Linked DNA regions of Homo sapiens: regions 1 and 2 are each linked to region 3. Evidence: chromatin contacts called from ENCODE Hi-C or POLR2A ChIA-PET data. All regions are on one chromosome and are shown on one strand. Each heading gives the region's core, a stretch centred on a gene start or an enhancer-like site at or near the end of the contact. The rest is flanking DNA. Distances are from core to core; before and after follow the strand shown.

Region 1 (3,098 bases), core at 560-3,059, 190 kb before region 3:
CCACTTTGGGTAGAAGCGATGGAAAGACAGAAAGGTAGGTTGGAGCTGAGCTTCAAAAAACTTTGTATGCCATGCTGTAGAGTTACAGTTCATTCTCTAGGCACTGGAGAATCGTAAGGATTCATTCATTCATTCACCATGTACTCAAGTGCCCACCTCGTGCAAGGAAGGCACTGTAGGAAATGCTAAAATACATTATTTGGACTGAGTGAATAAAAATGGATATGGCCAATGTTACAGAATTTGAGAAACATTATCTTGACTCAGAAACTTACACTATGATATTATCAAAGCCTAAGCAAAATATTGCCACCTCTCCTTTCCTTAAAAGGAAGCAGTGACAGCTCTAAAATACAAGCAGCTCACGTGTCCAAAGAATTAAAGAGGACACAAAAATCCAAATTATTGAAATGTTGCTTTATATTCAATTCCAAGGACCATGTCTCATACTCCTATGAGTATGAATATAACACTTGCGTTGAGTTAAGCAAATTTAGGGGAGATGGAATTATCTCATTAAATAGAACTCTTCAGAGAAGCCCCTAAACTAGCACAGAGGCATATTCCCAAAAATGTTAAATGTAGGAGGCAAAATGTTTTTTCATCTTCTGGATCCCTGAGAAGCCCTTTACTTGAAAAACTTTCTGAAGCATATGGTCTCATTAATCTTAAGACAATGCTTAGTCTTTATATCCAGTTTGGCCTCAGGCTTTTGAGATTTTGAATGGCATCATATAGGGTGTCCGTATGAAAAACAGGCCCAGGCATGGTAGCTCATGTCTGTAATCTCAGCACTTTGGGAGGCTGAGACAAGAGGATTGCTTGAGGAATTTGAGATCAGCCTGGGCAACATAATGAGACCCCCATCTCTTAAAAAAAAAAAGAACGTAGCTGGGCGTGGTGGTGTGAACCTGTAGTCCTACTACTTGGGAGGCTGAGGCAGGAGGATGGCTTGAGCCCAGGAGTTGGAGCCTGCACTAAGCTATGACTGTGCCATTGCACTCTAGCCTGGACGACACAGCAAGACCTGGTCAAGGAAAGGAAAGGGGAAAGGAAAGGGAAAGGGGAAGGAGAAGGGGAAAGGAAAGGAAAAAGGAAGGAAGGAAGGAAGGGAGGGAGGGAGGGAAGGAAGAAAGGAAGGGAAAGGAAAGAAGAAAGAAAGAAAAAGAAAGAAAGAAAGAAAAGAAAGAAAAGAAAAGAAAAAGAAAGAAAGAAAAGAAAAAGAAAGAAAGAAAGACAGACAACCAGATTCTCTGTATCATACCCTGATAGATGCTGGCTGAACAAATGTAGGAAAAAAGCAAGGAACTTCTGGCTCTTTCTCCGAGTAAAACATCCTCCAGGCAGTAGCATTACAGTTGAACTGTTTTTGTCCAGAACTAATTCGCAACAGTGACCACTTATGAAGGAGCTAGAATTAGGTGAGTCAAATGAATGACTATCTTTTATAAACAAGGGAATCAGTCATTTGATTCACTTCGCAAATCCACTTGGTGCAATTAGATAGCCACATGCATGCACATGCACCAACAGCAGCTTTCTGTGCAGTATGGAATACATTCTCTTTCTACATGGCAGAAATTCTCACAGTGGTCATCGATATTTGCCTTCACCGTGGAGGCAGAGCTAACCTATCAGATGGTAACTCAAATGTGTTTTATTACCACTGAGAACGCGCAGTGGAGAATCTGGATGGGTTTTCATGTTTGTTTTGGCTCTGGCATTTTCCATGTACCCAGCCCTGGGAATCCTAAAGAAAACGTGTCCTGTTCCCAGCTCTGTGCACTGCCCCCATTGTGTTCCACTTCCCTCACTGGTGAAAGTGAAAACGAAACCGGCACAAACCCTCCATTGTTAACTATGAAATATGTACTGGCAACTGGATGTTTTAACAAAACAGACCTGGTTGTGTCATGGCAAGATGTTGAGAGGGGAAGGAGTCACAGGAGCCCTTCCTGCTTCAGAGGTGTGTCCTGCACTTTCGCTGAGGTGCCGAGGCGACGGGGCTTTGGGTTTTTTCCATTATACTCATGTAATGTTCTTGGTTTGATTTATTCAGTATGCACTGGCAGCTTTTGGAGGCTTCTGTGGGAGCTACTCGGCTGCCCAAGCCGAGGCACAAACCCTGCCAGGTCTCCATAGTAAATACAACACGCACGAAGAGGAAACAAGCATAAACAATTTATTTTCTCCTGTAAAAGATGACATTGTTCTCCGATCTCTGGTCCTGCTTCACTTTGTCACTTGGTGGTGCCAACTGGGTGCCGTGGAATGAGTTATTCCAAACACACACACACACCCCAAGCACGAATTGCATGACGCGCACATTCACAGGGCCCACATCCAGGCGCGTTCAACAGGAGGATGCTGGTGACCTCTTTAAGCATCCCACATTTTGACCTGGGTAAGGAGGGAGGGCTTCCCTGGCCCTTAGCCTAGGCAGGTTCTTGAGCCTTATCATATGGCCTCATAAAACCATATCCCTTTCCTTTATTGCATTTATCTCTGTTTCTAACTAGACATTTCTTTGTGTGACTATCTGATTCAGATCTATCTCTCCATCTCGCTTGTAAGCTCTCTGACCTTGTCCATTTCCATTCACCATCATCCCTCAGCTTCACTGACAGCGTCTGCACATAGAAAGTGATCAGTAATTATTTGTTGACTGAAAGCCACAACTCCATTTCATTGATTTTCTCCCCTAGGCTTATCAAAGTTTCTGAATCCACGAGGTTCCGTTAGTGTTACTAAATGCTATCAACACTGAGGTCAGAGTAAGGAAGGAATATCATCAGAGGCACAGGAAGGGGATGTAAGTAATTTTTTTTTCTTCAACTTTAAGTTCCAGGGTACATGTGCAGGATGTACAGGTTTGTTACATAGGTAAACGTGTGCCATGGTGGTCAGCTACACAGACCATCCCATCACCTGGGTATCAAGTCCAGTATTCATTAGCTATTCTTCCTGATGCTTTCCCTGGCAATTTTTGTAATACTTCTGGTATTAAATAAGTTAATGATCTCAAATAAAGCAATATTGGGAATCTTATCAGTTACAGATTTAAAAAAAAATTTCCAAAATTAAGTTTTGTACTTTGT
Region 2 (3,006 bases), core at 44-2,543, 230 kb before region 3:
GACAGGTTCCCCCTCTATATCTCATCTAACATATTTTGCTTTGAATTCACACATGGGTCAAGTTTTGTTTAAGTAATACTGGTTGATATCTAATGGAGGGATGGTTGTGATATAATAGAAATAAAAAACAAAACACAAAACTGACAATACTGAAACAATGTTACTCAAGTTACCATTTGGCCCCAACATATCTTTCTATCAATGCATCACCTCCCAGAGTATTTTCCATCAATGCATCACCTCCCATAGAACTTCCATAGCCTTTATATCCTAGTCACATCTATACTGCACCACTGGTTTTTAACCCTGCCTGTTCATCAAAATCCCCATGGGGTTTTAGAAAAACTTAGGTGTATAGGTCTTATCTTGTGCCACTGAATTAGACTTTCTGTGGGCTGAACTTTTTGGGTTGGAGTTTTCCTCTTTTGTTCCTTCCTTTTTTTTTTTCTTTTTGAGATGGAGTCTTGCTCTGTTGCCCAGGCTGGAGTGCAGTGGCATGATCTCAGCTCACTGCAACCTCCGCCTCCCGGGTTCAAGCAATTCTCCTGCCTCAGCCTCCTGAGTAGCTGGGACTACAGGCGCACGCCACCACACCCGGCTAATTTTTTTTGTATTTTAGTAGAGACGGGGTTTCACCATGTTGCTCAGGCTGGTCTCGAACTCCTGAGCTCAGGCAATCTGCCTGCCTCAGCCTCCCAAAGTGATAAGATTACAGGCATGAGCCACTGCGCCTCCCCCTTTCTTCTTTTTTTTTTTTTTTGAGTTCTTCAACTAATCCTCACCCTTGGCTATGTTTGAACACCACTAGATTATGCAAGCATATCCCATCGCTCTTGTCTCCATGCTTTTGTTTATATCATTTTCCTAGCCTGGGCAACTCTTCTTTCTCCTCTCCACATATGTAAATTTCACCTATTCTACAAGGCCTAGCCTAGATGCCAGCACCACCCTGTTGCAGCACCAGCTGCTATCTGAAAATCATACCTTGTAACATAGCTCATAATATGGTTTGTTCCTGAGGACATGGCCCTGCCTTAATCTATGTTTATATCTGTAAATGCCTATCACAGTACTGTAAACACAACAATAAGGGCTTATACACCTATCAAATTAATCCTTTTAAGGCAATCATTCCTAGAAAGATAACTGGGCAAAATTCAATGACCAGTCATTTCCAAAAGGGAAGGTATTGTTTTTGCTAAGAAGAGTGTCCAATACTGGGGTCTAGTTTTAGTTACATTACTTGTTTCTGCTTTATTAATATTTCTAGCTGGAGGAACACTTCTTTGCTTCCCTGACACACTGTAAACAAAACTGCAGGTGCAAACTGTCTGTAAGGTTCCACTTGAGTGGTTGACAGAAATACACAGATATCATGAAGGCACACACTTATCTTTCTACCTCAATTCAAAATAAAGTCTAGCAACATAAAAAGAAAAGTTTAATCTGAATACAGCCTTATTTTAAGCTGTTCTAAGGAAAATATTATTTCTTTCTTTTTTCTTTTTAGACAGGGTCTTGCTCTGTTGCCCAGACTGGAATGCAATGGTGCGATCTTGGCTCACTGCAATGTCCACCTTCCAGGCTGAAGCGAGTCTCGTGTCTCAGCCTCCCAGGTAGCTGGGACTACAGGCACACGCCACCACACCTGGCTAATATTTTTGTATTTTTTGTAGAGATAGGGTTTCACCATGTTGGCCAGGCTGGTCATGAACTCCTGGCCTCAGGTGATCTGCCCACCTCAGCCTCCCAAAATGCTGGGATTACAGGTGTGAGCCACTGTGCTCAGCAAGAAACTGGTTTCTGATTGATTACCCATCCTAAAAAACTTTAGTAAGGCTGACTGTCTTCATTTTCAATACTTCAGTCAGTTATACCTATTATGATAAATAAATGTATAGACAGTCAAAATCATAATAACAATATTGATATGTTAGGGAAATTCCCTCTATTCCTTTTAAAATTTAGTTACCACTCAAAATGTAGAATGAATTTTTATCAAATGCTTTTTAAAATGTCTATTAATAATGACCATATAATCATTTGCCTTTGTTTTATTAATGACGTATTAGTTACATTAACAGATTTCCCAATATTGTAGCATCCTTGCCTTCTTGGAATAAATCATTTCTGATTGTGTATTATTCTTTTAAGACACTCTGAAATTCTATTTGCTAGTATCTATTCAGGATATTGACTTATATTCATAAATGAGGCTGATCTGTAGTTTTCTTTTTTGTGTTAATTTTTCATGTTTTGTTATCAGGGATATTCAAGCTTCCAATCTTTATTATATTCTGGAATAGTACAAACAACAGAAGAATAATCAGTTTCTTGAGGGTCAAACAATCTCGCTCATAGAGCTGTCTGGATCTTTGTTAGCAGTGTGTCTTAACGGTCTTTTGAATTTCTTCTTGGTAATTAGTCTGCTCAGCTTTCAACCTCTTTAGAAGCCAATTTTCGTAATGATAAAGGATTTTCCTACGAACATTCTTAATCTAGATTTAAAAATGTATTGACTTAAATTTGAACATAGTATTTCTTATAATCATTTTAATTTCATCTGTTTCCTTGGTTATACTGATTTTCTTTTTCTTAATGTTGTAAATTTTTGTTTTCTCTTTATATCTGTCAGGTTTGTCAGAAGTTTAGCCATATTATTTATATAAAAAAACTGACATAATTTTATTTCCATTTTGGGAGGATTATTGTTTTATTTTATAATTTGTTGATTTCTATTTTTATCTTTTAAAATTTTCTCCTAATTTCTTTGTTGTTGTTGAGTTTTTTTTTGAGTTAAAATTTAGCTCATTTCTTTTCCATTTTAATTAATAATAAAATGCTAACTACATATTTGTAGATAAACTTTTCTCATTTTTGCTCATCTTTAAATACTATGTAATTTATCTTTAATTTAGAAAAGTGTTTTAAGATGTCCATATGGTCAGGTTATTTATGGCTATCTTTGAATGGTTGAATTTCTACTTTTATTGAATTACAACAGAG
Region 3 (2,925 bases), core at 123-2,622:
AGCAAAACAACAAAGAAAACATCAAGCATGATTGTATCTGAACAAAGTTCAAAAACGGCAAAACTAAACTATCTTATTTAGCAATGCATACCTAGGTGGTAAAAACAAAGTAAAACAAAGAAATGGTTATTCCAAATATTTGGGTAGCAATTACCTTATGGTTTGGGAATGGTGGATGCGGAGGGAGAAAGTTGTGATTTGGAAGTTAAACTCAGGAGATTTCGAAGTTAAACTCAGGAGATTTCAAAGTTAAACTCAGGAGATTTCTGGGGTGCTTTCGATCTTAGACTTCTTGACCTTGATGGCAATGACATGTTAAACAGAACATACATGTTTTACGTTTTCACTCTATTTGGTTATAGTTGATAATTTTTTAAATTTAAAAATACCACAAGGGAACTTCCTGAGGTGCTGGTAGCTATTTCTTGACATGAATGGTGATTGCATAACGTGTGATTTAAAAAATTAAATTTACTTAAAATTTCCACACTTTTCTCTTTGTTCTATTTGGCTAAAAAATTGTAAAAATAAAGTAGATAAAAAACCTTTATGAATTACTCCCTCCCTACAGAATAAAGATCAGATCCCTAACCTTTCAAAGTCCTCCATATATTGACTACCACAACCTTTCTAATCCTAACTCCCACTACTGCCTTCATAGAAACCAATAATAATAATGATAGCCCAAAACAAAAGTAAAAAACCCCAAAAAACCCCAACCTTCAAAACTGCAAACAAAATTAAAAAGTCCACAAATACACTAATTTTACTAAATTTCCTTTAACAAAAAACTTGACCTTGCCTCTTTTTATTCTTTATTTGAAGGATTTTGAATTGCCTACCACATGTTTTCCTAAGATGAATCAGAGCAGGATGACATGCTTGTTTAGTCTTTGATGATAATGAATATGTATTTACACGATTGTCAGAAAGAACACATTTCTCCCAAGTTGTTACCTAACTGGTATTGTGTGTTTAAGAATTTTCTTTCTGATTTAAACCAGCTAAAGCCAGTTTTTTAAAGGACATATATATATATATATATATATATATATATATATATATATATATATATATATATATATATATATATGATGTTAGATATTGGTTTGTGCCCAAGAAAACACAGGGAAAACTAAATAACCCAAATCAAGCCCTGAGTATTCATGTGCAGACTATCAGCTTCACACTTAGTCATAGTCAACTTCACACCTAAATGCCATTGAAAAGAAGCAGGGCCAAATGTTCCTGGAAAATGGGACTCTTAGGTTCACAGACGTTTGCTGAAAATACCTGAGCCCCATGCTTTGGGGAGATTTCACTAAGAAGATTGATATGCAGCTTCCAGGGGAAAGAATGAAGGAGGGGCAGGATGTGGTCTTGGTGAATCAGAAGCGGCCCTCCTTCCCCACCCCTCTTCTGAGTCAGCATGCAGCCACATGGCCCCACATGGTGCAGTTCTGGTTCTCGGATGAGCTGTCATATGGGGTCCTCCCTGTCTGCCTTTATTAAAGCACTTGGTGATTTCCAGCAGCCCTATTTGTCATATAAATAGTTTTGTTCTGTCTATAAATTAGTCAAGCAATTCATTTTTGAATCTTTCTGATAGTGACACAGTGACATGAAGTGTTGTTGGGTTTGCTTGTTGTTGGATTTGCTTGCCTCATTTGGTCCTTTAAATGGTAAAGTAACATCACCCGTTTGTAGACAGCCTCGCAAAAATTTGAGCCTTTGGTTTTGGAACCAAGTCAGCTGGGTTCAAATTCCCACTTGCCACCTTCCAAACCTGGGATTTTTTAAGTGCATATATTCCTTTTTGCCTTAGGGCATGAAACATGTGCTCAGCACTTGGTTGCTGCAGTGGGAACTGAGAGTCATTCTTGCTGGTCGTGCTGGTGGCAGAAGTTATGGCAAGCTCCCACAGAGCAGTGGCAGACTTGCCAGTGCCCGTGTCTGGGCTCCAGGTCTGGCAGTGTGGCAGAGTGGGCCACACTCACCAGTGCTGGGCAATAAGACAGTGTTTTCACATTGGACCAGCTCCATTACTTGATCTGGGGTATTGTTCATGGCTACAGAGTCCTCACATTGGCAGTCCTGGCAACTCTGGGAGTTCTGCAATGCCCTTTTAAGCACATTCCCTTTTGCTTAAACGAAAGTTGGTCTCTTTTAATTGTAATGAAAGATATTGACTGATATAGTGACCTTGTGAAAATTTACTTTCTCATCTATAGAGTAGCTTAATAATAGCCATCTCTAAGGGTTATTGGGAGATTTCAATATATTAATGCATGATTTGCATTAATCCACACTAACTATTTAGTCCACACTATTATCCACCCTAACTATATTCATCCACAATAACTATTTAGTCAGTGTGGTGTCTGGCACTAAAATATTAGTTATTAATTATTAATAATGTGCTGGGCACAGGAAGAGCATTGGACTGTCTGTAATGAGAGTGCGTCTTTTTATCAGGAGGGCCTCACTGTTTTAGGGTTAGGAATGATAGGATTAAAAGTAATTTGGGAATTTTTATGACTCATGACTTTATGGTTGGTTGATTTAGGCAACGATATAGCTTTTGTTTCACTTATTAAATTTAAATTTAATTTATGGACTTGTAAGGGCATAAATTTAATTTTACAGCTTGATTTTGACACAAAGCAAGATACTGAACATTAACACCACCACAGAGGCCTACTATGTGCTCCTGTCCCTGTTGTTACTTCCTCCAAAGGTAACCACGGCACAGATTCCTATTACTATAAATTAATGTTGCCTGTTTTTGAATTTTATTTGAATGAGATTACATAGTATATACTCTTTTGTTGCTAAATGTTATACCTTTGAGGTTCATTAATGTTTTTATAGATAGATATAGTTTTCTTCATTGCTAAATTGTATTCCATTATACATATATACTAC

What was found. A loop is a pair of places that touch in the nucleus more often than their neighbours do. ChIA-PET counts read pairs that join two places held with the same protein, here RNA polymerase II (POLR2A). Pooled maps may share reads with other maps.
Region 1: a map of naive thymus-derived CD4-positive, alpha-beta T cell shows a loop between it and region 3 (11-fold over the local background). The contact joins two enhancer-like sites. A Hi-C loop is called at or near these places in 1 of 168 maps with a recorded cell type or tissue (naive thymus-derived CD4-positive, alpha-beta T cell) and 11 of 50 pooled maps. POLR2A ChIA-PET finds 5 or more read pairs at or near these places in 3 of 52 experiments (activated CD4-positive, alpha-beta memory T cell, activated T-cell and activated naive CD4-positive, alpha-beta T cell).
Region 2: a loop to region 3 is called in a pooled map, with 2.5 times the contacts of the local background. The contact joins two enhancer-like sites. A Hi-C loop is called at or near these places in 2 of 168 maps with a recorded cell type or tissue (naive thymus-derived CD4-positive, alpha-beta T cell and natural killer cell) and 12 of 50 pooled maps.

Annotation. Positions count from the first base shown.
Region 1 is chr7:92,716,307-92,719,404 of GRCh38, forward strand. The region is part of intron 4 of CDK6 (cyclin dependent kinase 6); the gene reads right to left. Among named protein-coding and RNA genes, the nearest start is that of CDK6-AS1, 120 kb to the right of the region's middle. RefSeq lists enhancers at 1,572-1,621, 1,642-1,941. Within about 2 kb of position 1,810, at least 30 of the 41 ENCODE cell types and tissues checked have a DNase peak (open chromatin) inside an H3K27ac peak, as active enhancers do.
Region 2 is chr7:92,673,343-92,676,348 of GRCh38, forward strand. All of the region lies in intron 4 of CDK6 (cyclin dependent kinase 6), which reads right to left. Among named protein-coding and RNA genes, the nearest start is that of FAM133B, 84 kb to the left of the region's middle. Within about 2 kb of position 1,294, at least 2 of the 41 ENCODE cell types and tissues checked have a DNase peak (open chromatin) inside an H3K27ac peak, as active enhancers do.
Region 3 is chr7:92,903,084-92,906,008 of GRCh38, forward strand. The region is part of intron 1 of CDK6-AS1 (CDK6 antisense RNA 1); the gene reads left to right. Among named protein-coding and RNA genes, the nearest start is that of CDK6, 68 kb to the left of the region's middle. Within about 2 kb of position 1,373, at least 4 of the 41 ENCODE cell types and tissues checked have a DNase peak (open chromatin) inside an H3K27ac peak, as active enhancers do.